2 separate regions of the Homo sapiens genome follow, and region 2 is linked to region 1. A link is a loop called in an ENCODE intact Hi-C map of the cell type or tissue named here. Cell type or tissue: Caco-2. All regions are shown on one strand. Links, peaks and the distances in the headings refer to the core of each region. The heading gives the core; the rest is flanking DNA.

Evidence for each region. Peaks named below come from ENCODE experiments on the same cell type or tissue, not always from the same donor. Only the 100,000 strongest peaks of a DNase experiment are listed, where the experiment ranks them.
Region 2: it touches region 1 in a loop (18-fold over the local background); 72 of 110 quality-filtered maps call a loop at or near these places.

Annotation. Positions count from the first base shown.
Region 1 is chr3:123,251,397-123,266,664 of GRCh38, reverse strand. It overlaps SEC22A (SEC22 homolog A, vesicle trafficking protein), which reads right to left. Exons shown (of 7, transcript NM_012430.5): 6 at 7,076-7,141. Among named protein-coding and RNA genes, the nearest start is that of SEC22A, 57 kb to the right of the region's middle. In Caco-2, for the core only: a CTCF peak has its summit at 7,611; no DNase peak of the experiment used is centred there.
Region 2 is chr3:122,935,543-122,950,810 of GRCh38, reverse strand. It overlaps SEMA5B (semaphorin 5B), which reads left to right. Exons shown (of 23, transcript NM_001031702.4): 3 at 2,102-2,305; 4 at 7,276-7,375; 5 at 11,341-11,386. Among named protein-coding and RNA genes, the nearest start is that of LINC02035, 57 kb to the right of the region's middle. In Caco-2, for the core only: CTCF peaks have their summits at 7,727 (motif pointing left) and 8,815; a DNase peak (open chromatin) is centred at 7,720.

The DNA.
Region 1 (15,268 bases), core at 3,495-11,494:
GAAGTGTAATCACACAATGTGTGTTCTCTAATCACAATGGAATCAAACTGGAAATCAGTAAGGGAAAGATAACAAGAAAATCTTCAAACATTTAGAAGTGAAACGATGCAATTCTAAATAATCCATAGGTCAAAGAGGAAGTCTTAAGGAAATTTTAAAAATTGAAATAAGAGAAAATGAAAATAAAACATATCAAAATTTATGGAATACAGCTAAAGAAGTGCTAAGACGGAAATCTTTAGGAGTTAGTGCATACATTATAAAAAAGAAAATTCTCAACCAATCATGTAAGCTCCTACTTCAAGAACCTAGAAAAAGAACAAAATAAATGCAAAGCAGGCATATGGAAGAAAATAGTAAAGATAAAAGCAGAAATCAATAAAATTGAAGCCATAAAAACAGTAGGAAAAAACAATAAAACAAAGATCTGGTTCTTGAAAAGATCAATAAAATTAACAAGTAAGACTGACAAAGAAAAAGAGAGAACATGCAAATTACCATTATCAGGAATGAAACAGGAGATACCACTACAGACCCTGCAGACATCAAAAGGCCAGTAAGAGAATACTACAACCAACTCTAAACACATAAATTTGGTAACTTAGATAACATGGACCATTTCCTCAAAAAACACAAACTACCATAAATTCACTCAACATGAAACATAATTTGAATAGTTCTATAAAACTACTAAGAAAATTTATGACTTATTATACGGCTACAGTAATCGAGACTATGTGGTAGTGGTGGAAGGATAGACAAAAAGAAATCAATGCAACAAAATACAGAACCCAGAAATAATCTCACACAAGTATGTCCAGCTGATTTTTTACAAAGGTGCAAAAGCAATTTAATGGAGGAAAAAAAATCGCCTTTGCCATGGATGGTGCTGGAGCAATATAGACAAAGGAACCTTGGTTGAAGCTATCTAAGTCTCACATCTCATACAAAAATTAACTCAAAATGGATCACAAACGTAAAATATAAAACTATAATAAAAGGTCTAGAAAAAACATAGTAGAGAAACTTAGGCTAGGCAAAGAGCTCTTAGACTTGACCACCACAAGCATGACCCATAAAAGGAAAAATTGATAAACTGAACTTTATCAAAATTAAAAACTTTTGTTCTGTGAAGAACCCTGTTAAGAGGATGAAAAGATAAGATACAGACTGATCTGAAACCATTAAAAAAAAAAACTGACTGGGAAAAAACCTGTTAAGAGGATGAAAAGACAAGATACAGACTGATCTGAAACCATTTTTTTTTAAAAAAAAACATAGACTGGGAAAGGATACCTGCACACTTCCTTTCTGACAAAGGATTAGTATCTAGAATATACAGTTGTCCCTCAGGATCCATAGGGGATTGGTTTCAGGACCTCCCTCAGATATCAAAATTTGTGGATGTTCAAGTCTCTGATATAAAATGGCACAATATTTGCATTTAACTTATGCACATCCTCTTGTATACTTTAATCTCTAGATTACTTATAATACCTAACACAATGTTAATGCTGTTATACTATATTCTTTACGGAATGAAAAGAAATAAAAGTCTGTACATGTTCAGTATGGATGCAATATGTTTCCAAATATTTTCAATCCATGGTTGGTTTAATCCATGGATGCAGAACCCACAAATATAAAGGGTCAATTGTATAAAAAACTCTTTAAGAAAAACAGTGAAAAAACAAAGAATCCAATTAGAAAATAAGCAAGGCCGGGCTCGGTGGCTCACGCTTATAATCCCAGAGCTTTGGGAGGCTGAGGTGGGTGGATCACCTGAGATCAGGAGTTCATGACCAGCCTGGTCAACATGGTGAAACCCCATCTCTACAAAAAAATACAAAAACAAACAAACAAACAAAATTAGCTAGGCATGATGGTGGGTACCTGTAATCCTAGCTACTCGGGTGGCTAAGGCGGAAGAATCACTTAAACCCGGGAGGTGGAGGTTGCAGTGAGCCGAGATCATGACACTGCACTTCAGCCTGGGTGACAGAGCAAGACTCGTCACAAATTAAAAAAAAAAAAAAAAATCAAAAGATGTAGACATTTCACTGAATATACACATGACAAATACATGAAACAATGTTTAGCATCATTAGCTAATGATGTTAAACAACGCAAGTTAAAACCACAATGAGCTATCACCACACACTTAAAAGAGTGGCTAAAATAAAAAATAGTGACAATATCAAATGCTGGTGAGGATGCAGAGAAACTAGATCATTCACACATTGCTGGAGGGAATGTAAAATGGTACAGCTACTCTGGAAAAGTTTTTCAGTTTCTTAATAAAACTACCACATGATCTGGCAATTGTACTCCTAGGCATTTATCCCAAAGAACTGAAGACTTATGTCTGCACAAAAACCTGCACATAATTGTTTATAGCAGCTTTATAACAGCCAACATTTTAAAACAACTCATATATCCTTCAATAAGTAAATGAAGCTGGATGTTGTGGCTCACACCTGTAACCCTAGAGCTTTGTGGGGGCTGAGGTGGGAGGATTGCTTAAGGCCAGGAGTCCAAGACCAGCCTGGGCAACAAACATAGCAAGACCCCGTCTCTACAAAAATAAATCAGAAAATTAGCTGGGTGTGGCAGCACACATCTATAGTCCTAGCTACTCAGGAGGTTTGAGCCCAGTTCAAAGCTGCGGTGAGGCTGTGATGGCATCACTGCACTCCAGCCTGGGTGACAGAGCAATACCTTGTCTTTAAAAAAAAAAAAGGAACAAATCATTTAATAGTACATTGAATACATATCATAGAATACTACTCAGCAATAAAAAGCAACAAATAATTGATTATGCAACAACTTGGCTGAATCTCCAGAGAATTATGCTGACTAAAAAAATGCCTATCTGGCTTATGCCTGTAATCCCAGCACTTTGGGAGGCTGAGGTGGGCGGATCACGAGGTCAGAAGTTGCCTGACCAACATGGTGAAACCCCATCTCTACTAAAAATACAAAAATTAGCCAGGCATGGTGGCGCACCTGTAATCCCAGCTACTCAGGAGGCTGAGGCAGGAGAATTGCTTGAACTGGGAAGTGGAGATTGCAGTGAGCCAAGATCGCGCCACTGCACTCCAGCCTGGGTGACAGAGCAAGACTCCGTCCCAAAAAAACAACAAAAAAATGCCTATCACAAAAGATTACTTCAAATGTTGAAGCCCTTAATCCCTAATGTGATGGTATTAGGAGCTGGGGCCTTTGGGAGGTAATTAGGTTTAGATAAAGTCATGAGGGCGGAGCCCCCATAATGGAATCAATGACTATGTAGGAGGAGGAAGAGATCTCAGCACTTTCTCTGTGTGAGGATATACTGAGAAGGCAGCCTTCTGCAAGCCAGGAAAAGGGCCCTCAGCAAGAACATGATGTGCCAGCATCTGGACTTCCAGATTCCAGAACTGTGAGAAAGAAATGTCTGTTGTTTAAGCCACCCAATCTATGGTATTTTCTTATAGCATTCTGAACTATGCCAGTTATATACTATATAATTCCATTTACATAATGTCCTTAAAATGAGAAAATTATAGAAATGGAGAATGCGTTAGTAATTGCCAGAGATTAAGGAGCGGTTAGATTAAGGAAGTGGATATGGCTATAAAAAGGCAACATGAGGGATCCCTGTGGTGACAGGAATGTTCTGTATCTTGACTGTATCAGTATCAATACTCTGGTTGTGATACCGTTTTATATAGTTTTGCAAGATGGTAACATTGGGGGAAACCAGTAAAGGGTACGTAAGATCTCTCTTGCAACTCCACGTAAATCTACAATTATCCCAAAATAAAAAGTTTAATTAGAAAAACTTTACCCATACACATATGTCTAAAACTTACTTTAAAAACAACTACAGAAGCTCCTTGGCTTACGATAGGGTCACATCCTGATATACTCATTATAAGTTGAAAATATCCTAAGTTAAAAATGTATTTAATACAATTAACTTACCAAACATCATAGCTTAGCCTAGCCTACCTTAAACATGCTCAGAACTTTGGCCTACAGCTGGGCAAAATCATCTAATACAAAGCCTATTTTATTCAAATATATTCATTATCTCATGTAATTTATTGAATAGTGTGCTGAAAACCAGAATGGTCATGTGAGTACCTGAAACATAGTTTCTACTGAGTGCATATCACTTTTGCATCATTAGAAAGTAAAAAAAGTTCCAAGTCGGGGATGGTGTGTTTATACACGCTATATGCACATACATAGAGAGTGAGATAAAGAAGGTGTTGCAAGATGTTAACAATTGATGACTCTAAGTATACTGGTTTTTCAACTTTTCTGTAAGTTTCAAGTTTTCAAAGTAAAACATTGAGGGAACAGGAAGTCTCTAGTTTCTTCACTGATCCTTTGCTTTCCTATTTGAAATGTTCCATATCAAGATTAATCCTATCAGGCTGAGCTCTGGGCTTCCATAAGCACCTGCATCCTGAAGAAAAAGATGACAAACCATGTGGTAATGGCTTTTCAGATCTGATCTAAAGAGGATTTAAAAATATCCTGACAACTGGAGACAGAGCATGTTATATGGTAAAACATAATTACTTAAGTTTTACTGTGGGGGAAAAAAACAGCATTATTATCACCCTGCTCATCATATTTAGAAAGCAGGCAGTTTCATGCCTTTCAATATGAAGGAAATTAGTTTTCTGCTTTTCTTTTTTAAAGCATGAATTTGTTTACTTCTCTCAAGTAAAAGAACACCTGAGTGACACCACTCTACCACGAAGCAACTCTCAGAACTACTCGAGGCTGTTCTGGGAAGTGTAACAGAGGTATGCCTATCTATAGCCTGGTAGTCACCTGCTCTGAAGTCACAAAGATCTGGGTTTAAGTCACTAACAAGCTATAAGAACTGTCTATACCTCAGTGAGGACGATATAATGGTATATCCTCCTTTTTGTGAGGATTTAATGGTACAATGACTATAAAAGGCTTAACACAAAATAAGAGCTCAATACATTCTGCCATTATTACTAAGCATTTACAATTACTTAAGACAAAGCAACCAAAACTTGTATTTTATAAGAATGATTATTCATAAAATTATATTAAATACCTCACAGTTTTAGATAAAAATCAAATGAGATCATGTGTATAGTTATAAAATTATAACTTTATTACATTATAAAAATTACACAAATTAGGAATTTTGCCTACAGACAGCATGATATAGTAGACAGAACACAATACTGAAAATCAGACACCCAGAGTTAAGTACTGACTCTACCACTTTCTGATTATGTGATCTCAGGACAGTACTGAAACTGTCTCCGTTTTCTCACTTTAAAAAATGAGATATTATCCCTTTTGTGACAGGATAGAAATTAAAATAGAAAATATATACAAGAATATTTCATAAAATTAAAGCACTATGTGACATTAACAAATATGTTTTCACATTTCCTGCATGAAGTGTCACTCATCACCATTAAATCTGTCAGATTTGACAGAAAATTTCTGAAGATAATATAAATGGTTAAGAAAATCAAGCAATTTTTTTGGTCAGGCGCGGTGGCTCACGCCTGTAATCCCAGCACTTTGGGAGGCCGAGGTGGGCGGATCACAAGGTCAGGAGATCAAGACCATCCTGGCTAACATGGTGAAACGTCATCTCTACTAAAAATACAAAAAATTAGCTAGGCATGGTGGCAGGAGCCTGTATTCCCAGCTACTCGGGAGGCTGAGGCAGGAGAATGCCGTGAACCTGGGAGGCGGAGCTTGCAGTGAGCCGAGATCGCACAACTGCACTCCAGCCTGGGCGACAGAGCGAGACTCCGTCAAAAAAAAAAAAAAAAGAAAAAGAAAATCAAGTGATTTTAAAAAATGAGGCCACTGGAACTAAAATGTCTAATGTCTTTACATAAAAGTCAAATACATATATTCAAAATACGTCCCTAAAGACGTCCACTGAACTTTAGGTAGTCTTATATTTGCAGTTCTGACTCTTAACATTTTTTCTAATTCAAGCTAGAAAAATGTGTCACTTACAAAAAAGTTAGGTCAAAAAGCCTTGCTTGCTGTAACACGTTTTAACAAAGACATTCTTGCATTTGGGTAACTGGTAACTTCCTTTCCTACAAATGTGTGCCTCCTCTGGCCTTGGAAATGTGACTATCAGTCTCCATGTCACCAAGGTGCAAAATCTCTTCCCTCCTTAAGTTTCACAGTCTTCAAGTCCCAGTGAGTCTTCCTTCTCAATGTCTATTTTTTTCTATCCTCACTGCCATTACCATATGTTGGCTTTCATTACCTTCTACCTGTAGTAATAATTCCAAACCAATTTCCTTGCTTCCAGTCTCTCTGCTCTTACAGTCCATTCTATTCATTACTGCTAAATTGAATCCTAAAATCCTGTTTTTACTGTGCTGTTCTCTATTCAAAAACTTCCCTCCAATACAAAATCCTCAGCCTAGAGTATAAGTAGAACCTGGAAGCTGAATAATCAACCACCAGAAAATCTAGTAGTTTTTTTTTTTTTTTTTTTTTTTTTTTTTTTTTTTTTTGAGATGTAGTCTCGCTCTGTTGCCCAGGCCGGAGTGCAGTGGCGCGATCTTGGCTCACTGCAACCTCTGCCTCCTGGGTTCAAGCAATTCTCCTGTCTCAGCCTCCCAAGTAGCTGGGACTACAGGCACACATCACCATGCCCGGCTAATTTTTGTATTTTTAGTACAGACAAGGTTTCACCGTGTTGGCCAGCTGGCCTTGAACTCCTGACCTCAAGTGATCTGCCCACCTCGGCCTCCTAAAGTGCTGGGATTACAGGCATGAGCCACCACACCCAGCCTAGAAGTAGTCTTTACTACCATAGGCAGATGACATACCACCACTGAAGCCTCAGCACAGGAAGAAGGTTAACATCAGGTTCACTGGGATGTATGTCTACTCAAAATGGAGACATAGGTCACAAAGTTAAAAGAGGCTCAAATTAAAAGAGAAGCAAAGAACTCAGAGTTTTAATAATTTATTTAAAATGCACAATTGTTAGAACTGATACCCGAAGTAAACAATAATGGTAAGTGTTTCTTTAAAATGGAAGAAAACCTACCTGGTAAAGGCAGGCTGCTGTTCCAAGGAAAAATGCAATGATGTAATTAAAATCATCACCATCACTCTGCAAAAGCAAAATAAAAGATTATTTTTGTTTCCGGTGGGAGCCCATTTCCAGAAACAATCCATCAAGATAGGATGTAACAATATTTACAAACAGTCAAAATTGTCACACACTGGTATATAGAAATTCTCAAGAGTCCTAAAATGAAAACATAAAGCACATTCTAAGACCTAAAGAGTGTGAGGTAGAGGTACAAGTGTTCCTCTTCATTTTGGCCACCCCCATCAATTTCATTCCACTCAAAAGAGGAAAACCACTGGGGAAAAGTTCTGACATAACGATAAAAGCCTCTCCTCCTACTGCTAAAAAAATCATGTAAAAATGTACAACACCCCAGTGGCTGACAAAGTTACTCCAGCTCACTAGGGTCATTACTTGATTCAAATACTGACAAACTTTACTGCTAGTAAGTATATCACTGAATTGTCCAATAAAGTAATTTGATATGATTTTTTTAAAAACTGTGAAAACTGAAAAGCTACTGTCCACTAGAGTGTGCTAAATCCCAACGTGAAAAATTAAGACTAATCAGTCTTGCATGCTATGCTAGAAAAACAGCCACCCAGAGGAAAAACAGAGATACCTCATGCATAGAATGTCTCTGAAAAGAAAACTAATGGAGACATGTAACAACCCATGCTTTCCTATGCCTTTTTGGTTCTTCTTAAATATCTACATTATCGACTTCTTTCAATGTTTTTATACAGTAAAAGATAAAGTTCGGGCAGGAGCATTACATTTTTTTTTCTTCCAGGCAGGAACATTAATTTGGCCCTTTTCTTATATTAGAGAGAAAAAAAAAACCTCTTTATACAATGATAATTTCCACAAGACACAGAAGAGTATCTCATTATCATTTCTTCATAAAATAGTATAAAGGAAAAATTCCTTTTGCACTGGTTATTGGGCAACTGATTGTAAGGCAGAGGAAAGCTGGCTTATCCTAGTGAGAAGATCTTAAAATAGGAACCACTCATCTGCCTGGGATGCTCAGGCCAGTTGCACCCCAGAGGCAAGGAAGGCCAACACCAAACCTTTCCAGTTTAATAATTCTAAAACCTTAAATAAGTTCTGCTTGATTATTTTTTCTTTAGTCCTTTACTTTTTAAATGACCTTTTTTTTTCTGATTATAAAAGTTCATGTTCATTGTAGAGAATCTGGAAAATACAGATTATACAAAGAAGAAATTAATATAACCTATAAATGCCACAACTCTGGGAAAATTACTGCCAACCCTTTCATGTATTTCCTTCCAGTCTTTTCTGTATATGTAGACACATTTTAAAAAATAGATTGATACTTTTATATACTACTTTTTAGTACTTCACAGTACTACACAAACACTTTCCCAAGACAGTAAATATTCCTCAACCACACGATTTGTAATGATTATATAACCTTTAATTGTGGGGATATACCATAATTTATTGTCCTACAATTGGATACTATAGTTTTCTCTAAATTTAGACTAACTCTCTTAATCACTCCTTCTTTTCTCTCTTTTCCTTCCTTCCTTTTTTTTTTTTTCAATGAGATGGAGTCTTGCTCTGTCACCCAGGCTGGAGTGCAGTGGCACAATCTTGGCTCACTGCAACCTCCACCTCCCAGGTTCAAGCGATTCTCCTGCCTCAGCCTTCAGAATAGTTGGGACTACAGGTGCGTGCCACCATGCCTGGCTACTTTTTTCTGTATTTTTAGTAGAGATGGGGTTTCACTGCGTTAGCCAGGATGGTCTCGATCTCCTGACCTTGTGATCTGCCCGCCTCGGCCTCCCAAAGTGCTGGGATTACAGGCGTGAGCCACTGCACCCGGCCTCTTTCTTTCGAGATTGAGTCTCGTTCTATCACCCAGCCTGGAATGCAGTGGCGCGATCTCGGCTCACTGCAACCTCTGCTTCCCAGGTTCAAGCGATTCTCCTGCCTCAGCCTCCCAAGTAGCTGGGATTACAGGCACCCATCACCATGCCTGGCCAATTTTTGTACTTTTTAGTAGAGAGTGGAGTTTCACCAGGTTGGCCAGGCTGATTTTGAACTCCTGACTTCAAGTGATCTGCCTGCCTCAGCCTCCGAAAGTGCTGGGATTACAGGCGTGAGCCACCGTGCCTGGCCTTAAATGCCTTTAAAACACTTAGGAGCATATTTCTAGAGTCAGTCAGACTTGGGTTCAAATATTTACTTATAATCTGGGACACTTATTTAATTTCCTCTTTTGAAAAATAAAAGTTGTAGAGATTAAGTGAAATAACATTTGCAAATACAAAGAAAAGTAACTGGTACATAGTAAGTACTCAGAAACATTCACTAACTCCTGTCTCCCTGGGGTTACTGTCTGTGTCACTTAAAAAATCTTTAATTGATACAGAGAAGACTGTCTACTAGCATATTATTCCATTTAATAAATATTTATCAAGCATTTACAAACCAGGTACTTTGTTACTATCCCTAGTACAGAAAAGAGTTAAGTCCAGCCAGGGCGGTGGCTCATGCCTGTAATCCCAGCACTTTGGGAGGCCGAGGTGGGCAGATCACGAGGTCAGGATATCGAGACCATCCTGGCTAACACAGTGAAACCATGTCTCTACTAAAAATACAAAAAATTAGCCGGGCGTGGTGGCGGGCACCTGTAGTCCCAGATACTCGGGAGGCTGAGGCAGGAGAATGGTGTGAACCTGGGAGGTGGAGCTTGCAGTGAGCCGAGACTGCGCCACTGCACTCCAGCCTGGGTGACAGAGCGAGAATCCACCTCAAAAAAAAAAAAAAAAAAAGGAAAGAAAAAGAAGAGTTAAGTCCACACCAACTTAAGGAGGTCACTCTAATTAAGGCAGATACGTAAGTCAATAATTACCACCCAAAGTGATAACTGATGGCACAGGTGTGTGTAGAGGATACTAAGGGAGCCCAATGGAGACACATCTAATTCTGCATAGAGAAAAAAGAAAGGCCAGGGAAGACTTCCTAGATGGAGTAAAGCTTAAACTGGGTCTTAAAGGCTGAACCAGGTAGGCAAGGTAGGAAGAGAATCAAAGGCAAAGGAAGTAGTGCGTACAGTGTCAAAGAGGGAGGAGATTAAGATTGACTCAGAGGCTTCTTGTTTAGGCAACGTTTGAATGACACCATGCACTAAGTTGGGCATATGGAAGAAAAGTAATTCAAGAGCAGAAAATACTGAGCTCACTGTGGGACATGCTATTCTAGAGCTGCTAGTGGGACATCCAAATAATTATACTTAGCAGATATTTCAGTCTGCTTCAGGAAAGAGTTTGATCCAGAGATCTAACTTGGCAGTCTTCTATTTTAATAGTAGTTAAATGAAAGGCCTATGACAACCAAGTAAAAATCTCAATTCTTGATTAGCTCCTAGATTAGAGAGAGGAACAAAACACTATATAGAACATTCTGGGGGCAACTATGGAAATTTGAATACAGATTTTCTATTAGGTAATACTATACTAATGTTAAATTCTTTGGTGTGATTAAGGTATTATGATTACGTAAAAGAATATCTTAGCTCTTAAGACATACATATTGAATTCAATTTTGGAATAAACTGAGATGATACCTACAGTATTAACTTTGAAATGACTCAGTAAAAAAAAAAAAAGAAAGAAGAAAGTAAAATGGTAGGTAGGTATATGGGGTGGATGTTAATTCTGCTGTTCTTTAAACTTTTCTATAAGTTTGAATTCTTTCAAAATAAGATGTTATGTGGTGCAGCAAAAGGAAAACGCAAATATTTAATAAAAAGTCATGCGGCCACTAAAAAGAATAGATCTCCGTGTACTGATGTGAAATAAACTCCTACATATTTTTAGACTTAAAAAGATGCAAATTAGTATTGAGTATGCTATCATTTTCATAAAAATTTTAAAAGAATAATTGCATAAGTAAATATATAAATACCTATATACTAGCATAGGCACATAATCTCCCTAGAAGGATGACTCTGAGGAAGAAAGTTGGGAGGCAATTACTTTTCTGTGAAAATATCAACTCTTATAGGCTTTGAAATTTTTATGTGCATATTTTACTGTGTGTGTGTGTATGTGTGTGTGTATGTATAAATGTATGTGTATTTTTTCAAAAAGGCCATTATGAAAGTAACCAAGAAGAGGGCATGGAGTTGGAAGAATATAAAGCCAAGGACAGAATACTGGAGAATGCCACTATGTAAAGGACAGGTGGAGGAAGAAAGTGTATCAAATAAACTGAGGAATAGGAAGAGAAAGAGAGAAACAAAACAAAACAAAACAAAACGGGAGAAAACAGTTTCATAAAAATGAACGGATGAGAGATTTGTCATGAAGAAAAATGTAAATACATTAAACTATTAACAGTGACTTGTGTCTATGTTTCCTGAAATAAAATTCATTTTTTGAAATTAAACAAGGAAATGTTTAAAAGGAAGAACATAATGACAGATGAGGCAGAGAGGGTACATAAGATAAGACTCTAAAGAGTTTCTGCTGTATTTGGCAATTGAAAGGATACTGGTGAGCTTAATGGTGGATATCTGAGAGAATTACAGGAGCAGAAAAGAGATCATAGTAGACTAAGACTCATAGGTGGGAACTGAACAATGAGAACACTTGGACACAGGAAGGGGAATATCATACACTGGGGTCTGTTGTGGGGTGGGGTGAGGGGGGAGGGATAGCATTAGGAGATATACCTAATGTAAATGACGAGTTAATGGGTGCAGCACACCAACATGGCACATGTATACATATGTAACAAACCTGCACGTTGTGCACATGTACCCTAGAACTTGAAGTATAATAAAAAAAAAGAAAAGAAAAGAAATAGAGGGTAAAGGAGCAAGACAACAAATGTAGTCTACTCTCTCAAAAAATTAGAAGAGAGCATACGTAAAGAGGCTTTTTTGGTTTTGTTATTGTTTGTTTTTTAAAGAACAGCAGGGCTGAGGGAAACGAGCCAGTAGGGAACCAGCAGATGAAATGTAGGTGAAGGAATAGCCAGAGGTTGGAAGGTGGGCAGAGGTTAGGAACAAGGACAAAAGTGGGAGTGGACAGAGGTGGGGAAACAGAGACAGGAAGGAAGGCAGAGGAGAGGAAGAAGAGGGCAGAGGTAAGGAGTTCCAATACACATTTTTATGAATGTCACTATTCACCTTTAGGGGATACTAGAGTACCAATGTATTGCTCTGAAAACAAATAAAGGACATTTTCTTTTAAAGATGAGGATGGGTCAGGGGCAGTGGCTCATGCTATGATCTTAGCACTTTGGGAGGCCAAGGTGGGAGAATTACTTGAGGCCAGGAGTTTAAGACCAACCTGGCCAACACAGCGAGACCCTGTCTCTTTAAGAAAAAAAAAGATGAGGATGAAGGTAAACAAAAGCCTCATATAATAGCCACACAATGTATTAGGAGGATACTATTAAAATGTTTATAATAATTAGGGAATATTTACTTTTTAATATTAAGTGAAAAAAGGACATAATGGATACATGTACATGTATGAAAATTTGGTGATAATTTTTATTTTATTCTTTATACATTTCCCCCAACTCTTTTTTGTTATTTTTATTTTATTTATTTATAACTTTTTTATTTTCTTTCTCCACTTTTTAATGTTATTTAATCTTTATTATCTTCTATTTTATGGCACTGTCTTGTAGGATCTCCTAATTCTTTAACAATGAATTAGCATATAATCAGAAAAAATGCTTTTATTTCTTTTGAAAGAAAGTAAGCACCACACCTTAGCATAGATATGTCACTAAATAAATGAAAAAGTTCTGTTAAGTATTAGCAGGGACATAATTTCTTTCTTTCTTTTTTTTTTTTTTTTTGAGATGGAGTCTTGCTCTGTCGCCCAGGCTAGAGTGCAATGGCACAATCTTCGGCTCACTACAACCTCCGCCTCCCAGGTTCAAGCAATTCTCCTGCCTCAGCCTGCGGAGTAACTGGGATTATAGGCACCTGCCACCGCGCTCAGTTAATTTTTGTATTTTTAGTAGAGATGGGGTTTCACCACATTGGCCAGGCTGGTCTTGAACTCCTGACCTCGTGATCCACCTGCCTTGGCCTCCCAAAGTGCTGGGATTACAAGCGTGAGCCACCGTGCCTGGCCAGCAGGGACATAATTTCTTTAAAAGGCATCAACAAGTCTATGGGAAAGAAGATAAGAAATAAAAGCAAGTTGATGACTTCTGCTTTGTAGAAGCTTTTACAAACAATTTTAGAATCCGAGAAATCTTAGATTGTCTGTCCTAAGACCTAAGAAATGGCCCCTGGGCTTATGTAGTCTAAAATCTTCATCTTGCAGAATTGCAAGATGAGATACAAGAAGGTAAAATAACCCATGCAGGGTCACAAAGTTACTGGCAGATGGGACCCAGGTATCTTAACTTCCAGGTCAGCATTTCTACTGAGATATCAAAAGATTCCATTTTTTTTCTAATGTGCCATATGCAAATTACTTCCAGGTTGGTATTAGCCTAATTAATGTAATTGTTTCAAGGTTGAGCCTTAAAGAAATACATGTAATATAAGCCAATGTGAAAAAAGCTTATGCCTTCATAAGGTATCAATTCACAAAAAACTTATTACCATCTCTAAACTCAGAGCAAAGTTAAGAAGTGAAAATAATCTAATTTATATATTACTGTGGACTCCAAAATAAACTTATGAACTTAAAAAAACTATACCCATCCTAAGCCTCCCCAGTTTAAACTTAGATACCAAGAAAAACTTCAGTGCTACGTATTTGAATAAATCCCTTGCTATCACCCTGTGAGGCAGTTAATAATCTGGAAGAAACAAACTTGTGCTGAATCTTCAAACACCATTAATAACATGCAAGAATGTTGATTCATGTGGGTCCTCAAATTTAAATGAGCCTCAAGATACTAGAGATAAATGTAGCAGTCATTTTCAGCATTCAGAAAGAGTGTTTAGAATTCATGGCTTTAAAAAAGTAAGCTTTAATGTCTATATATTACTCAAACTCAGGAAATACACTACATATTTTCAGTCAGATCTAAAATTATAATTCCCAAATAAGTCCTTTGCTCTTAAATCAAGTATCAGAGAAGCAGTAAGCCCACTCAATCTGGGGTACTGCCCTTCCCCCTCCTCTAACATTGTGATATGAATAACACCACTGTAGGTAACTTCAAAATAGATAAAACTTTAAGTCCTGTGTCCTGGGATTTGCACTCAAGTCTTCAGAGCAGACTACCTCAGAAAGTTCTACCTTTACTAACCAAAAATTATCCAGAGTGACGTTTGAGATTATTCCTAATGTAAAATGTAATGATCAACCAGAAAGAGGGCTAAGAGTATGTCTTAAGACTAATGGCTTTAGTGAAAATAAAAAGGATATTTTATCCAATACAAGTTGTGAACAATGATAAAACTTCAATAAGGGAAAATTAAAAGTAAGAGACCTCAGGTTCCCAATTTTGTATGTATTTTCTTTCAGGTTAAGTCGGGCTAAGGATGTACTCGGAAAATCACTCTAGTTTGCACTCTTGAACCTATCTGGTTTAAACCTCTAAAGTTTATCATTGTGTCCATTTACATTCTGACACTTCATTTTCTCCTTTTGTTCACTTATCATCCATTCCATCTTTTAGGACACAGAATCTTTACAAAGCAGAGAATTCTAACACTATATAGTGCTCCTTCATTTATCTTCACAGTGGGAAAAGGAAAGGAAAAATATTCCCAAGCACTAGTCACTTACCAGAACATTGTTGTACTCAATGCAGATATAAAGTCCTCGATAACTGGAACAATGGGAGTTTCTACTTTTGGTCAAGTGGATTTGCAAAGGTACTGATTTTCATTTAGGTGAGAGGATCAGAATTTGCTGGAAAATCTTTTAAAATTACCTATGAATGACAAACTACTTGTGGACTACATTATCCCCAACTTTGCATTCTGTTGTTTCCTTGCTCCTCTTAGAATCACTCTCTCAGGAACCTCAACTACTAAATGAGTGTATGTGGAATACTTCAGGTGGGTTATGGCAGAACAAAGACTTTAAGTGCTAAGGGAACACAGAGGCAGGTACCAATGCCCTCATTTTCCAGATAGCTAAGAATCCCCATATGAACCAATTTACAGTTCCCTGGATCAGGTAAGTAAGAAATGTTAGAGTA
Region 2 (15,268 bases), core at 3,351-11,350, 320 kb after region 1:
TTCAAAGGATGGCACAATGAACAATCTCATTCGTAAGTCACTTTGCACATGTGCAGGTGCCTCTGTGGTCTGTTTTTGCCTCTCAACTATCTGTGAAGAGGCAGGTTTGATTTTTCAATTTACAATCTGTCACAGATGGATACTTACGTAAAATTCAATAAAAGTAAATTACTAGAGAAATGAATTGAAATAAAACATGCAACATACAAACCTGAATATTTTGTTATTAGATTCAATACACATAAAATTACTCTGTCAAATTATTGTAAAGATTTTTAAACACTGACTCTCAAATCTCTGCATTTCTGTGACTGTGGAGTTGTTCCAGTGTGTGAATTGACACTGGTTTGTGGAACACACTTCAAGGAGAAAGAGTGTAGACTCAAAGAATTAGGTTGCTAGGTCAACGGGTAAATACATGGGTGGTTTTGCCAGATATTGCCAGGATCACCCCACAGGGATTGTGCCATCTTGCACACCCCAACCCCTACAGTAGTATATGGTAGTGGCCCTCTCCCCACTGCTTCACCGGAAGACTGCAGCAAGTAACTTGGATTTTTGCTAAACCCATAGATGAGAAGTGGTATCTCAGTCTATGTTTTAACTTGTGTTGCTCTTGTTATGAGTGAGGATAAGTGTCATTCATATTTTAAGCCCTTGTTTGTATGTATATTCTTTGCCTATTTTTCTACTGGATTGTTAGTCTTTTCCTTCTTGATTCCTAGAAGTTCTATAATCACCCGATGAATTCATCTTGCTCACTGTCCAGAAAAGCCAATGTATTGAGAACAGCGGGTTTTTGCAATAGAGAAAGAACTTAATAGATGCAAAGCCAGCTAAGCAGAAGGACAGGAGTTTATCATTATTCAAAGCAGCCTCCCCCAAAATTTAAAGGATAATTTGGGGAGCAGTGGGGCTAGGGAGTGGAGAGTACTGATTGGTTAGGTCGTGGATGAAATCACAGGGAGTTGAAGCCTGTCTTCTTGTGCTGAGTTCAGTTCCTGGGTCGGGGGGCCACAAGGTCAGATGAACCAGTTTATCAGTCTGGGTGGCATCAGCAGATCCAACAGAATGCAGGGTCTGAAAAATACCTAGAACACCAATCTGAGGTTTTACAATAATGTTATCTATAGGAGCAATTAGGAATCTTGTGACATCTGGCTGAATGACTCCTGAGCCATACTGTCTTATAATGTGGCTAATTTGTTAGTATTATAAAGGAGATCTGATCTCCAAGCAAGGAGGTGGTTTGCTTTGGGAAGGGGCTGTAATCTTCTCTGCTTCAAAGTTAAACTGTAAACTAAATTCCTTCCACAGTTAGCTTGGCCTAGGCCTAGGAATGAGCAAGGGCAACTTGCAGGCTGGAAGCAAGATGGAGTCTGTTAGGTCAGATTTCCTGCACTGTCATACTTTTTGCAAAGGCAGTTTCAGTTCTTTATATATTAGGAATATTAGTCTCTTGTCTGTGATATGAATTGCAAATATTTTTTCTAGTTTGTCATTTTCCTTATGATTTTGATTGATGTTGTTTTTGGGGAGAGGAGGGGGAAGTGCAGGTGTTTGTTTTTTAATGTAGTCAAATTTATCTATCTTTTCTTTGATGGCTTCTGGATTTTGAGCCATGGTTTCCCATGCCAAGATATAAAGGATCCTGCCTGAATTTTCTTCTAGTATTTTTATGATTGTTATCCTTAACATTGAAATCTTTTGTCTATTTGAATTTTTTCCTAGTATATAAAGTATGAGTTATGGATCCAGATTTATCATTTTACAAATAGCTACCCATGGCCTCAGCTCCATTTATTAAAATCCCTAAGATACTACCTTTATCATTAAAACTAATTTTAAACCATTTGGGATCATAAATAGAAAAGGCACTATAATTTGTCAGTTTTGTACAGAATGCTATTACAAGGGAAATTAGCTTTCAGGGAGTGATCTATATCTTCGCATTTACTAGAGCAGAGCAAACTCTGAGTAACATAAATACAATAGAAATTTATTTTTCAAATCCTGTGGGGGCACTGTAACCACAAGGAAATTGAGGGAAGTGGGCCCAGTTGGAGGGAGCGCTTGGTGAGACTGAGTGTTTACGTTGCAGGTCTTCTCCCCTGTCTGCCTCCCGGAGCTAGGACTGCAGAGGGGCCTATCATGGTGCTTGCAGGCCCCCTGGCTGTCTCGCTGTTGCTGCCCAGCCTCACACTGCTGGTGTCCCACCTCTCCAGCTCCCAGGATGTCTCCAGTGAGCCCAGCAGTGAGCAGCAGCTGTGCGCCCTTAGCAAGCACCCCACCGTGGCCTTTGAAGGTAAGAGTTGCTTCCTACTTGGCCCTGTCTTGCAATGGCCGTGTCCTGAAGGACTTAGGTCAGACCTTGGCAGGATGTTTCTGGCTGTTGGATGTCCTTGGGATGTTCATTAACTGCTGGGTCCCGTCCCGGGGTCCTGAGACTCTTCCTCTGGTGCTGGATGTTTTAAGAAGGATGGGCAGCAATGGGCTGGAGGGGTCTAATTTTTGTCTCTCCGTAATTTATTCAGGCCCTTCATGCATGCCAACCTGGGGTAAGGGGAGTCTTTTGCTAGAAAAGGAAGTTGTGGATGCCCTGGCTGGGGGTGGCCAGGGGTCTCAGCATGACTCATGCATTAGGAGGTGCCTGGAGATCTCTGGAAAGCTTCCTTCTGCTCTAAGGGGCTGCAGGGATCCCTCTCTTTAGGGTCTTGGGAAACCCCGGTGCAAGGGCCCTGGTGACTCATAACTCCTTCTATTTGTCAAGGGAGGGTATGAGAAAGTCCTATGAAAGTGTTTCCCAAACTGGGATCTGTAAATCACTGGACATATTCCAAGGGGTCTGTAAATTCTTGATAAGAGTTTCTAAAATTAGTATATACATTCTAATACTTGCTAAAAAAAAACAAAACAAAACACAAATACCAGACATTCTCTCACGATCTGTTACACAGTTTGGGGGGGGTCATGGTTGTGTTACAGTCACATTAGTACTTCTTGAACCACCACCTACTTGGCAGCTCACACTGGGATCTGCAGATGTAGTCTCAGGGGTTCCTAGGTTCTTAAGTTTGAGGGACACTGGCAGGTTTCCTCCTCATAGTAACCCTGTTGGGGAGGCAGTGCCAGGAGATCGTCACTGCCTTTTACAGATGGGAAGGCCTAGGCATGGTGGGCCAGAGAGGCTTGTCAGAGCCAGTCCTCAGTTCTGGGCTCCTGATTCCACGTGCAGTGCTCTGTCCACTGCCCACTGCAGAGCGATCCGTTGCTCTATGCTCTGGTGGCCCATACAGGAGGACATGCGGAGCCCCATCCTGCAGGAGTGGGTGGGGTAAGATGGAACCCAGCTGGAAAAATCAACCAATGAGGCCTAGGATTTGAGAGGTGGGAGAGGCAGTATGAATGAGAGTCTGGGGGTGTTGTGGAAGGGTGGGATTCCCAGCTGTGGGTTGGCTCCTCTCAGGGAGGAAGGTTTCCAGCTGTCTTCTCGGCGCTGTCTTGTTTGAGCTGGGATCCAAGGCTTTGAAGGCTTAAGTGGATTAAAGTAAATTAACAATGTCCTAAGCCTGCAAAACTCGTGCACACCCTCAGACTTCTGATGGCTCCTGGAGTGCTGGTGGCTGTCACTGAAGAGGACAGAGGGGGACAGAAGGAGTGGATTCTTAGGGCTAGCCTCCTCACACTGGGGCCTCTGTGGCAGCTCCTAATGAAACATTTCCTCCCAGGGGCTTTGTTGGGGGCAATATTGGCTTGGCTGAGTCTGGGGGCAGGGACATGGAAGGAGAGCTGGGGAATCCCTGTCTCCCGACCAATCAGGTCTCCATCTGTGCAAATTGGGTTGGGGGAGGAAGTCAGAGAGGTGGGAGATGTCTTCTGTGTGTGCCTGGGTTCCTTGAGACCATTTTTGACCCTCAGGTATGCATTGAATGAATCTGACTTCTCGCCCCATCCTCCTACAGAATGAAGGAATGCCCCTCTCCCCTTCCCCATTCTGACAGCTTTGAGTTTTCCTATCCGTTTGCTGAATTTTTATTGGGCCCTGCTTTGTGCCAGGCACAGAAGGGGATGCTGTGGGGCCTCAGAGGTGAACAAGAGTTTCCTCTGCGTACCTAATGATCTCGTATTGTTGGTTAAAAGTCACTGCCTTTGGTCCCTCAGCCCAGCTGGTACTGGTTCTGGTCCTGGACCAGGACTGGTTCTCTTGTGTTCCCACATCCCTTAGCACAGCTGAGCACACAGTAGGGACTCAATTCATGCTGGGCAAAGGACTGTGCTCTGGGGATGCTGTGTTCAGGAGAAGTTGCCCTAATCAAGGACAGCACCAACCCCAGCCTCCAAGCCCCCTAGGATGTTACACTTCCTTTCTGACCAATCTGTAGGCTGCCAGCCTTGTAACTGTGAGTTTCCCTCTCCCCTGACACCTGACTGAGCTGTGAATAACCCCTAAATACCCTAGAGGAGCTGCCAGTCACAGAATCTGACTGCTGTTTTTCTGTTTTGTAAGGCTAAATTTTCCCCTGTGGGTTTCTCTTAAGGGGGGCCAAGCTGTGTTTCTCTTCAGCCTGCATATTCTCTCATTTGCCAGTGTTACCTTTCCAGGCAGCAGGAGAAGCCAGCCTGGACTTAACAAATGACGGTGGTTAATCCACAAGGTGGGTAATTGAATTGACTATAATTAAAATCACAGGCGTGTCATGGAGAATGTCTTTTTCTCTTAAAGTCACCGTCCAAAGCCTTTGCCGCACACAGAGCTCGGAACGTGCTTGGTGTTTTAAAGACAGCCTTCCCTCTGGTCCCCTTGGCCTGTTTAATACGAGCAGGCTGGTTCCCTTCCCAAGGCCCCCCTAGGATCCCCGTGCTATGCCCGGCTCCTTCTCTCCCCACTTCCCCCATCCCCCTTGCCCATGTGGGTGAGGGCTACTGGGAGAGGGACGGAAACTGGAAGAGGCCACCACCCTCCATGCCCCCACCCCCACCTCCCCATTTTTATCCCATCTTGTACCCTGTTTCCTCTTCTTTTCCCCTCCTCCCCAAGAAAGGGCCTAAGTGAAGACTGAGCTGGGAAGTCCCCAGATGGAGTATCTACTGCAGACCCGTCATGCCACCTCCTCCCTCATTTAGCTGCCTACATCTGGAATGCCCTTGTTGAAAGGGAAGGAGGAAATTAAGGTGCTTGCTGCTGTTAGGGAGCACCCAGTCTCATAGGGACAGGGAAGACCCTGCCCTACACACACAGAAAATATTTGACCACATTCAGAGTGGTCAAATACACCATAACATACAATGTGAATGGAATGGAAAAATAGAGAGAATGTGGAGCAAAATAAGATCAGGGTGGAGAGGTTGTAATCCAGGAACGCTTCCTGGAGGAGGAGGATCCTTGGTTTCATTTCTAAGGTAATGTAATATTTATCCAGGATTTCTGAGAGGTCAGCTAAAAACCTAACCCACCAGACTCCAGATCCACTTCTTATCCTATATTGCCCAAAAGCCATCGTGACTACATGACAATTCTTGCCAACCTATAGTCACCAACCTATAATCACCTGCTGGGGGCAAAGGCAGGCCCAAGGGGTTTGCTTCATTTTGCTGCAGAATTTCTTTCTTCTTCTTTTTTTAATCATGCCTATCACAGTTTTCTGAAAAACATCCAACTCACAAAACCTCCAGTTCTCCAGGGAGCGATTAAATGTTTGCCTGTCGTGCAGAAATGAAGGGCTGCTTTTACTCTGTAGTGGAGGGATAATGAGCAATGATTTATTTCCTTTGGATTACACACACACAGACTCTCTCTCTCTCTCTGCCTCTCTCTCTATCTCTCTCTCTCTCCTGGCCCTTCTGTGAGTCAGTTGCTAAGGCACTGTGGGGAGAAAGCACAGTGCCTCCCATTACCCTGAATCTTTACCAACAGCGGCATGAAAGTTCCTCTGCTCCATGGCTCTCTCCTTACTGCTGCCAATTCCCACCCATCCATGGGTCATGCATAGGCTGAGGGAGAGCTATCAGGAGGCTGTGAATCAAGAAGGGAGAAGTGTGTCTCCAGCAGGAGGGAAACCGGGCGAGTCAGCTGGCACTTTCTAAGCAGGCCCTCCCAGACCACTCCCCATCCGCCCAGAGGCCGTGAGGTCTCCTCTCTGCCCACCCAGTCCCTTTGAAAGGCCTTGATTGGGAACAACCTTCCTTGGAGGCAGGGTGGACACTGACCGCCCAATCTCTGCACCTCCCACCTCTGCAGAATCTTGTCTGAAAATCCAATTCCCCTCATACAAGAAGGAATTGAGGATTATTCATATATTCGTTCAAACACTGCTAGGTGCTGGACTGAGCCTGGAGATCTAGGAAGCAAAGTCTTTCTTGGCCCCCAGGGCAAACTACCAGGCTAGACACACAGTGTGGCAGTAAAGTAGAAGACTATGGGAGCCCTTTAGCCTGGCTTGAAGCAGTCAGAGAAGGCTTCTTGGAGGAGGTAGGGATGGGGGTGAACAGGAATTGTTCCATCAAGGGAGAACAGAAGCACAAAGGTTTGCAGGCTCTTGTGGGATGGATTTGGGGAAGTGTGAAGTGTTTTAGTGTGGCTGGGGTGGAGAGTTTAGGGAATGTAAAAGGTGAAGCATCATTCTTTCAGGGGATCAGTAAATAATCACTGTGCCAGGCACTGGACTTGGGAGGACAGTGGACCAGAACCCAAGGGCCTTCGCAGGAGTTGGACTTTTCCTGGGGGTAGTTGGGAGCTATGGATGGGTTCTGGGCTGGAGAGTGACATGACCACATTTGCATTTGAGAACAAGCGTTCAGGTTGCTTTGTGGGAAAAGGACTCGAGGGGCAGGCCTGGAAGCCAGGCTGGTTAGGAGGCTGTTGGCACTGCTCCAGACAAGAGCTGGTGGTGGCTTGGATGTAGGTGGGATACAGTGGGAAAAAAGTGGATGGATTTCAGAGGCAGTGTAGAGGTAGAACAGGCAGGATTTACCAGTGTGTACTTATGTGGCTAGTGAAGGTCTGGGGGAAGTCAAGGGCGAGTATAAGTATCCCTTCATGCCTCTGTGGGGAGGGTAGTGCCCTCCTCTGAGCTAAGGAGTGTGGCAGAAGAATGACTACAACACCCACTCCCAAGTCCCTAGGGGCACACAGAGGTGGGCAGGTGGCACCAGGTCTCCCGGGTGCCACCGCCCCACTTCCCCCTGACTTTCACCCTTCTGTTCTGTGGTCTGCTGCGATGCAGCTGGGAGCCTCTGGCCCAACAGTAACCACAGGGTTGCCTCTCCCTCCACCAGACCTGCAGCCGTGGGTCTCTAACTTCACCTACCCTGGAGCCCGGGATTTCTCCCAGCTGGCTTTGGACCCCTCCGGGAACCAGCTCATCGTGGGAGCCAGGTAACAAGGGGCAGAAGGGTCGGGGTGGGAAGTGCAGGGGCTTGGAGCTGGGTAGAGGGAATATTATTCAGGATGAACTCACCTGGGCAGCCCCGCGTGCTGGGCCCCATCCTCTCTGCTGGGCCCTCTCCTTGTGGATGTCTGTCCCCCCACAGGAGGAAGCGTGTTTCGGCTGGGTGGGGGTGGGGGTGACTCTTGACCTCGCAATCTCAGCCAGCTGCAGGCCCCTGTGGTTGGCAGTTAGTGAGAGCAGGGACGCCTGCTGGCCACCTCCTGCCCGGTCCCTGCCTGGTCCCTGCCCGGCTGTCAGAATGGTTTTCTGGGCCAATTCCCCGGGAGTTCCATGCAGAGAAGGTGCCCAGGGGCCCCCTGCCGGCCAGCCGGCGGCCTGCACCTGGGACGGCTGGGTAGGGGTAGAACCTTTCCCGAAGGACCTCACCTACCTTTGGCCTGACCTCTTAGTCCACTGTTCAGATCCAATATCAACAGACAGTACTCTCTGGGGGAACCTGTGGAGACTTTCTGGGTGGACTAGGAGGAGCTCATTCCTCATGAAACCACAGAACATTGGCTCTGGTAGGGAGGGGGCTTAGAGAGGGCCGACCCCAGTAGCTCTCATGGTGCAGTCTCTGGCCCAGCAGCACCCGAGAATGTGTTGGAAATGCAGATTCTTGGGTCCTTCTCAGACCTCTTGAGTCAGAAACTCTGGGAAGAGGCAACCTGTGTTTTAGCAACCCTTCCAGGTGGCCTGACCACACTCAAGTTTGAGAATCTCTGGTGTCATCCAACCGTCCTTATTTTAAACAGGCGGTAGCAGAGGCACTGAGAGGGGAAGGTGACCTTCCCAGCATCACATAGCATGATGACAACAGGGTGTGGGGACTACAGCCAGGTCTCCTTAACCCAGGCCTAGAGTTTCTCTGCAGGTCTGTCTGTGTTATCGCCTGGGACTGCACTACTTTTCAGCTCTGCAGCCCAGAGGTTCTGACTCAGTGGGTGTGGGGTTGGGGAGAGGATGGCCACTGGGTTGGGCACTTCCGGGCCATGCTGTAGCTGACCATCCTTGCCCTGGAGCTTTCTTTAGTGTCTCCACCCCTTCATTTGCTGTATGAAAATGAGGCAAGTCAAGAACACAGCTCTGGATTAGGTGTGGATGAGCTGGGTTCCTGTCCTGGGGGATCTTGACCTTGGAGCCTCAGTTTCCTCATCTGTAAAGTCTGGGTTACAGTCTCTGTGCCACCAGTCTCACAGGGCTGCTGTGAAGCTGGGCCTGAAAGCATTTTTCTTTTAATTTTTTAATTTTTAAATTAACTATTTTGTCTTATGGTAGGACATTCAAAAGGTACAAAGGAGTATATGGTGAAAAGCAGGGCCACCCCCTCAAACAAGCAGGACCCCTGACTGAAGGTTCACCTAGTGGTGAGGTTCCTGACTGTGCCCCCAGAGGGAGTCTGTCCATATGCAACTATACAGGAGGATGGACTTTATTTTCCCAGCAAAGAGAGTAATTGTTTTACTCTCTATTTTGAGATGACTGTCGATTTACACACAGTTGTAAGAAATAATAGAGATCCCATATACCCTTCACCCAGTTTCCCCCAAGGCTAACATCTTGCATAACTGTAGGACAACATTAAAATCAGGAAACTGGCCTTGATGTGATCCTTCAACCTAATTCTGATTTCACTAGTTTTACATGTGTACTTCAACAAACCCAAATGGTAGCATCCGAAGACTCTACTCTGAACCTTGTGAAAGCATTTCAAAAGCTGCCATTTATTCCGCACCGGCCATGTGCCAGGCACTATTTTATATGTCATATATGTAGTAAGTCAGTTACTGCATGTAGTAAAGGTAGTAAATCACACATGTATTTAATCTAATACATGTAGTAAATCATGCCTGCAGTAAATCATTGAATCTTCACAAGTGGGTGAACCCAGGAAGTGGGTTCTATGTACCCCCATTTTATGGACCAGGAAACTGAAGCTCAGAGAGGTTATGTTACCCTGTGACTGTGGTCACACTGTTCTTCCTCATCCGCTCTGCGGCTTCCCCAGAAGGTGGTTATGTTTTCTGTCTGGAGGCTTCCCACACAAAGATGGAGGGACACTTTTTCCTGCATCCTTGAGCCTGGCTATGCCCTCAGATGGACAGGGAAACTCAATTCTAGACCTGGTCCCTTAGGCTTCTTAGAGCCAATGTAGTGGGTCTTTGGCCACTTTCTTTTCCTGTCTCCAGCTCATTTTCCTTCCTCCTTTTCTTCTGCCTGACATTGTCTTCCCTTCTTCTTGACCCCTGGATCTCTGGAATTCAGGCTAGGGAAATTTTTTATTCATTTATAACCCTCCCTTGTTCCGAAAGGGATTTAGGGTGGGTCAGGCTACAGAGATTTCTCTCTGTTCTCATATTCCAGCTCCCAGGAGAGTTGACTGCGATGTTGTGATGAATGATTTTTGATGGGATAAAAATGAATAAAGTGATGCAATGTTTCCCCTAATTTGTTAAAGCTGTGAGCAGATGCCTGTGTTACCTAAGCAGGCAGCTGGGGCACAGCCATAAGCTGGAGCTTATCTGTTCCCAGGCCAGGAGGGTGGGATAGGGAGAGCTCTGCTAAGGACTTGGGGAGGGGGTTGGAGAAGGACAGCAGAGGCCTGGAGCCAAGGTCACCTGGGAGGCCCGCCCAGCCCCAGGACAGCAAAGAAGATGAGTGGGGCCTGGGCCTGGAGCCAGAGCTGGGAAGAGAAGCCTCCTGGCCTGCGGCATCTCCTTCCGGCTCTGGATTCCTTCAGCAGGGGCCCTCTTTCTCTTCCGGTCCCACTCCACAGCCTTTCCCCTCATTTCCCTCCTCAGCTGAGGTAGGCCAGAACTTTCTAAAATCTTTGTTCCTAAAAAGTTTAGGAACCAAAATAGGAATAGCCCAAAGAAGACAGAAGAACCAAAGAAAGAAAATTGGTGGGGGAAATCAAGACTTTGCATCTGTTCAGCATGAACAGAGCCTTTAAATGTGCATCACACCATTCCTCTGTCTCCACAGTCCTGTGAAATAAGAAAGATAGCCATTCACTTCCCCATTGTACAGATGCAGGCACTGAGACTCTCAGAAGGTGGCAGGTGGCTGAGCTGGAATTCTCCCTGTCTGTGCATGGTGGCCTTCTGACTCCAGCATCCATGCAAACAAATTTCAGCAGCAGCTGACACTTATGATACTCAATAAGTGTCTGATATCATTATTACTACTAGTAGTATCCTCTTTGTTACTGAAGGTGAAAACTGTTTGAGGTTGATAAGTCTGGAAGCCCTGTGCAGGCTGGACTGTGGGGAGAGGGATGGTGAGGTGGTGGATGGGGTCGTTTGGGTTAGAGGAGAGAGGGTGGTCCAGAAAGGTGGCCACAGAAAGGTCAGACCTGGAGTCACTGACTGCTGGAGAGACTGCAGGAGATGAACAAACAAATCGGACTCAGGACCCCGGGATGTGGAGCCAGGAGAGATGGCTGGCCTGTGTGAGAAGGGGTGAGTCAGGGTGGAGGGCCAGAGTAGGAGGAAGCTGGCTGTCTGCATCTCTGTAAGAGTGCTGTGAGGCTTTACATTTAACAGCCTCCATGGTTGGAAAAGGTGGGGTCAAGGGGTTCCTCCCAGGGCTAGCTGAGTTGGCTGGGAGCAGAGACAGCATGGAACTTGGAGGAAAGTCTGGGTTTCAATCCTAACTCCTTCACTTACTATCTTGGTGACTTGGGCCATTTACCCACCTTGCTTCTTCATCTGTAACTTGGAGCTTCCTGGATTTCCTCCCAGGGTTGTGTGAAGATTAAGTGAGCAAATGGAGGTAAAGCTCTCCTTAGGGGTTGACCCTAGGCAATCAGCACCCAGTCCTGGCGTCCCAGGAGGCCCAAGCCAGGAGGCTGCTCCCTGGGTCCTGCCTGCAGAACCAGCGTCACTTAGGATGTCTGTTTCCATTTTCACAGGAACTACCTCTTCAGACTCAGCCTTGCCAATGTCTCTCTTCTTCAGGTACGATTGCTTTCTTCCCTTCCCTTCCTATAATTTCCCCTATTCCAGAGCCCAAGGCAGGGCAACGCAAGTGGCGCCATTCAGAATTCAGCCCCTAAAGTTGAAAACAGGAGCCACTTGTTCTTTTCACTGGCCATGGACTCAGACCCCAGCTATCAGAGTCACTGCCCGCAATGTACGTGGAGGGAGGGTGTGGCTCACATATACGCAGAGGCACACAAGGCTCTTGCATCATGCAGCGAGGCTGCTAATGAGGAAGGGAGAAAAAGAATGCCAGGCTGGGGTGACCAACTGTCCCTGTTTGGGACTGAGAATGCAGAACTTCCAGTGCAAAAACTGGGACAATACTGGGCAAACTGGGTTGGTTGGTTATTGTAAGTCCCCAGACCTGGCTCCACAGGAGGGTCTCTGAGTTCAGGCCTCCACGGAAAGGGTGTTCCTAGTTCCTTTCCTAGCCCAGTCTGAATGATCCCATTCTAACTCAGCATTTTCTTTGAGCTGTGATTGATTTATTATCTGCTGCCAAGAAGGACTTCCCAAGCATAATTCCCTAAGTGCTCTGAGAGGCGTTTTAATGGGACTCCTTGGTCCAGAACATTTATCCCAGATTGAGAAACAGATGTCAAACCATCTTTGCAGAGGCTGAATATTGTAGAGAAAGGAAGGCCATCTCTTCTTCAATGAGGGGAGAGCCTCAATTCTCATGTCTAGGAGACATGTTCTAGTCTCCCAATGATTAAGCATTCATTGAGCACTTACTGTGTACCAGAACTCATGGCTAGGGGGCCACGAGACTATAAGAAATGCAGAGTCTCTGGCCTTCAGGAAAACATGATGAGTGACTAACCTAATCAGAAGTTAGAACTTAATCATTTGCTGGGCTGTTTGGTATAGAGTTTCACTGCCACAAGGGAGACCTTCTTGGGGAGCTGGTATGACATTCTGGCCACACCTGGGTCCACACACCCAGGGACATTGCAGTTCTTGGCTGGTTGCTAGAGGGGAGGTATAAGGAAGCAGAAAATCTGTGCCCATTGGAAGGGAAGGGTTGGGAGGAACTAGGGCAAGTTGAAAGAAAATGCCATTCATCCATTTGTCTGTCCATCTGTCCTTCTATCCATACCTTTACTAGCCAGCCTGCCCATCCATCCATCCATCCATCCATCCACCCATCCAATAAACATTTGTTGAATAACCACTAAAGGCCAGGTCTCATCCTAGGCATGGTACAAGGCATTTGAGTTCTAAAGTGAATCAGGCCCAGTACCTTGCCGCAAGGAATATGCACATAAGGGATCACATACGATTCCCTTGAGGGGCTGTGCAGCATATTCCTGGGATCTGGGCTGGAGCAAGGCAGGGGAAGTTCCCCAGAAGCAGCATCTTGTGGCCTGTGAGCTCAGTCACAGGCAGCCAGTCCAGAGCCTAGTTTCCATTGGCCGGAAAGTAAGCCAAGTTGCCAAACCCAGCAGGTCAGGGCCTGGGGGAAGCCAGTGCAGAGGAGGTTCAAAGTGGGCGGGAGGAAGTGGACCCAGGGGTCCCACCCTGAGCTCCAGGCAGCTGGGTTTTTATTTGGTTCCTGTGGTGTGCAGATGAAGGCCTTCTAGGAGTGTAATGTGGCTGAAGGGAGGAAGAGAAATAGATACACAGAAATAAAAGCAATGCTGTTAAGACTGCGCTTGATGACTGAGTTCTGGGGTTTGGTTCATCCAGGTCAGTGTTGACCTGGTGTCAGCCTGGGGCAGGTAGCTTATGGCAGCCCATAGCTCAGGCTTGGAGCAGGGTCTCAGCTCCAACGGCATTCCCTGAAGGGCCCTACAGACAAGCCCCCAAAGCACCAGGAACTGGTTGACCACCTTTCCCAGCATGTCTCTTAGGGGCCTGACCTCAGGATTTCAGACTGGATTCACTGTGACAGAACTAAGGGAATAAATACATTTTATGTCCACGTTCCCACTCTGGTGTGTACCATCTGTCCACAGAGGGGAGAGAACAAGCAAGAGGTTGGGGTGTGCCATCCAGTGTCCCCTGGAGCAGACCTTGGCCTCTGGTCTTCAGTGCCCGGTCCTCCTGTCTGTTGTCTGGCCTGGTGAGGAAGCCCTGACTTGTAACTCTCAAAGCCTAACTTCAGGGGTTGCCCTGCCAGTGCCCTCTCCGGGAGCTTTGGGTCCCTGGTTATAAGCTTTCAGTTCTCAGTGTCTGCTGTCACCAGTAACCAAGTGCTGAAAATGATCTGTACCACTTTGCTGACAAGGGCGGCTGGGCCAGGGTGCCCCCGCCCAGCTTCCTCTACTCTCCCTGTGGCCTGGGGCTACACTTGGGTTAAAACTCCCCATTATGGAGCCAACTGATTCTCCCACTTGGCCCCAGGGCATGATTTAAGCAAACTTAAAACTCAATGCTTTATTGATAGTTTAAATAATTAACATTACGTAAAGAAAAATCTAAATGTAAACAGTTTTTGCAAACGAGTATCCATTAAGGGACTTCCAAGTACCTAACCCCTATTAAACAATTTATGTAAACCACTCTTCCTTAAAGAAAATCGAATGCCCAGCTCCTTCCCAATCCTCCAAGCTCTGAAGTAGGGAAGAGGTGCAGCTAGGAGCAGATGGGGCAGTGTGTGTGTTGGAGGTGGAGGAGTGGGGGAAATCAAATCAGCTCACCTGTGTGGTTATTTATCAGTGTAACTTAATAAACTGGTACTGGGAAAGAAAAGGAGGCTAGTGATTGACAGCATCCCCGGGCTGCTGAGAGGACCAGCATGATGAGCTGTCTTGGAGTTGGCAATTAGGAGCTCGTGAGCGACCTTTGCCAGAACAGTTCCATGGGACGACCTGGCTGGAGGCCTAATTGCAACAGATTTATGATCTTGGTTTGCCAGATATCCTGCGAGGCAGAAACGAGGACTGTTCTGCACATATGCATCAGGACGCATAATGGGGCTTTGTTCGGGCCTGGGCAGACATGGAGGGCAATGCCTGAGCTCTCTTCCAGTTTATCTCCACGTCCTCCAAGCTCAAATCTGGCAGCCCTGGAGTGGTTTGAAGTTGAAACTCCACAGAGCAGTGGACTTAATGCTCCAAAGATGCGTTGACATTCAGCCATTGTCCCTGGCCCCCAAGTGTCCGTGGGAGTTGCTGAGTTTTCATGGAGATGATCCACGTCCCTGGGTGTCGCCTGCTTCCTCTCACAGCGTGAAAACCACACAGCTACTGTTACTAGAGATCATCCTGGAATTTCTGGGACAGCCCTTGTTTAAAGCACTCTGTGTTCCAGATTGATCAGACACGTCTCTCTCCACCCCTTCACAAAACTCCACTAAAAAGAGTGAGAAATTTTAAAGGGTGCACATTCACAACAACAGAGAGAATGAAAAAGATGTCAGTGAAGAAGAGATTATGCATTCTGGGGCAATGGAAAGCGGATAGAGGCTGGGCACAGTGGCTCACTCCTGTATTCCCAGCACTTTGGGAGCCCAAGGCAGGCGGATCACCTGAGGTCAGAAGTTCAAGACCAGCCTGGCCAACGTGGTGAAACCCCATCTCTACAAAAATACAAAAATTAGCTGGGCATGGTGGTGGGTACCTGTAATCCCAGCTACTCAGGAGGCTGAGGCTACTCGGGAATCACATGAACCCAAGAGGCGGAGGTTGCAGTGAGCAGGTATCACGCCACTGCACCCCAGCCTGGGCAACAAAGCGAGAATCTGTCAAAAAAAAAAAAAAAAAAAAAAAAGAAAGAAAGAAAAAGAAAAAAAAGTGGATAGAGCAGGTCGGCTTGCAGAAGGGATGCAGTGGACAGGCAGCTGACTCCTCAGAAGGGCCCCAGAATTGGGTGTCCCATATTGTATGATGTGAGGATGAGGTACAAGGATGAAAG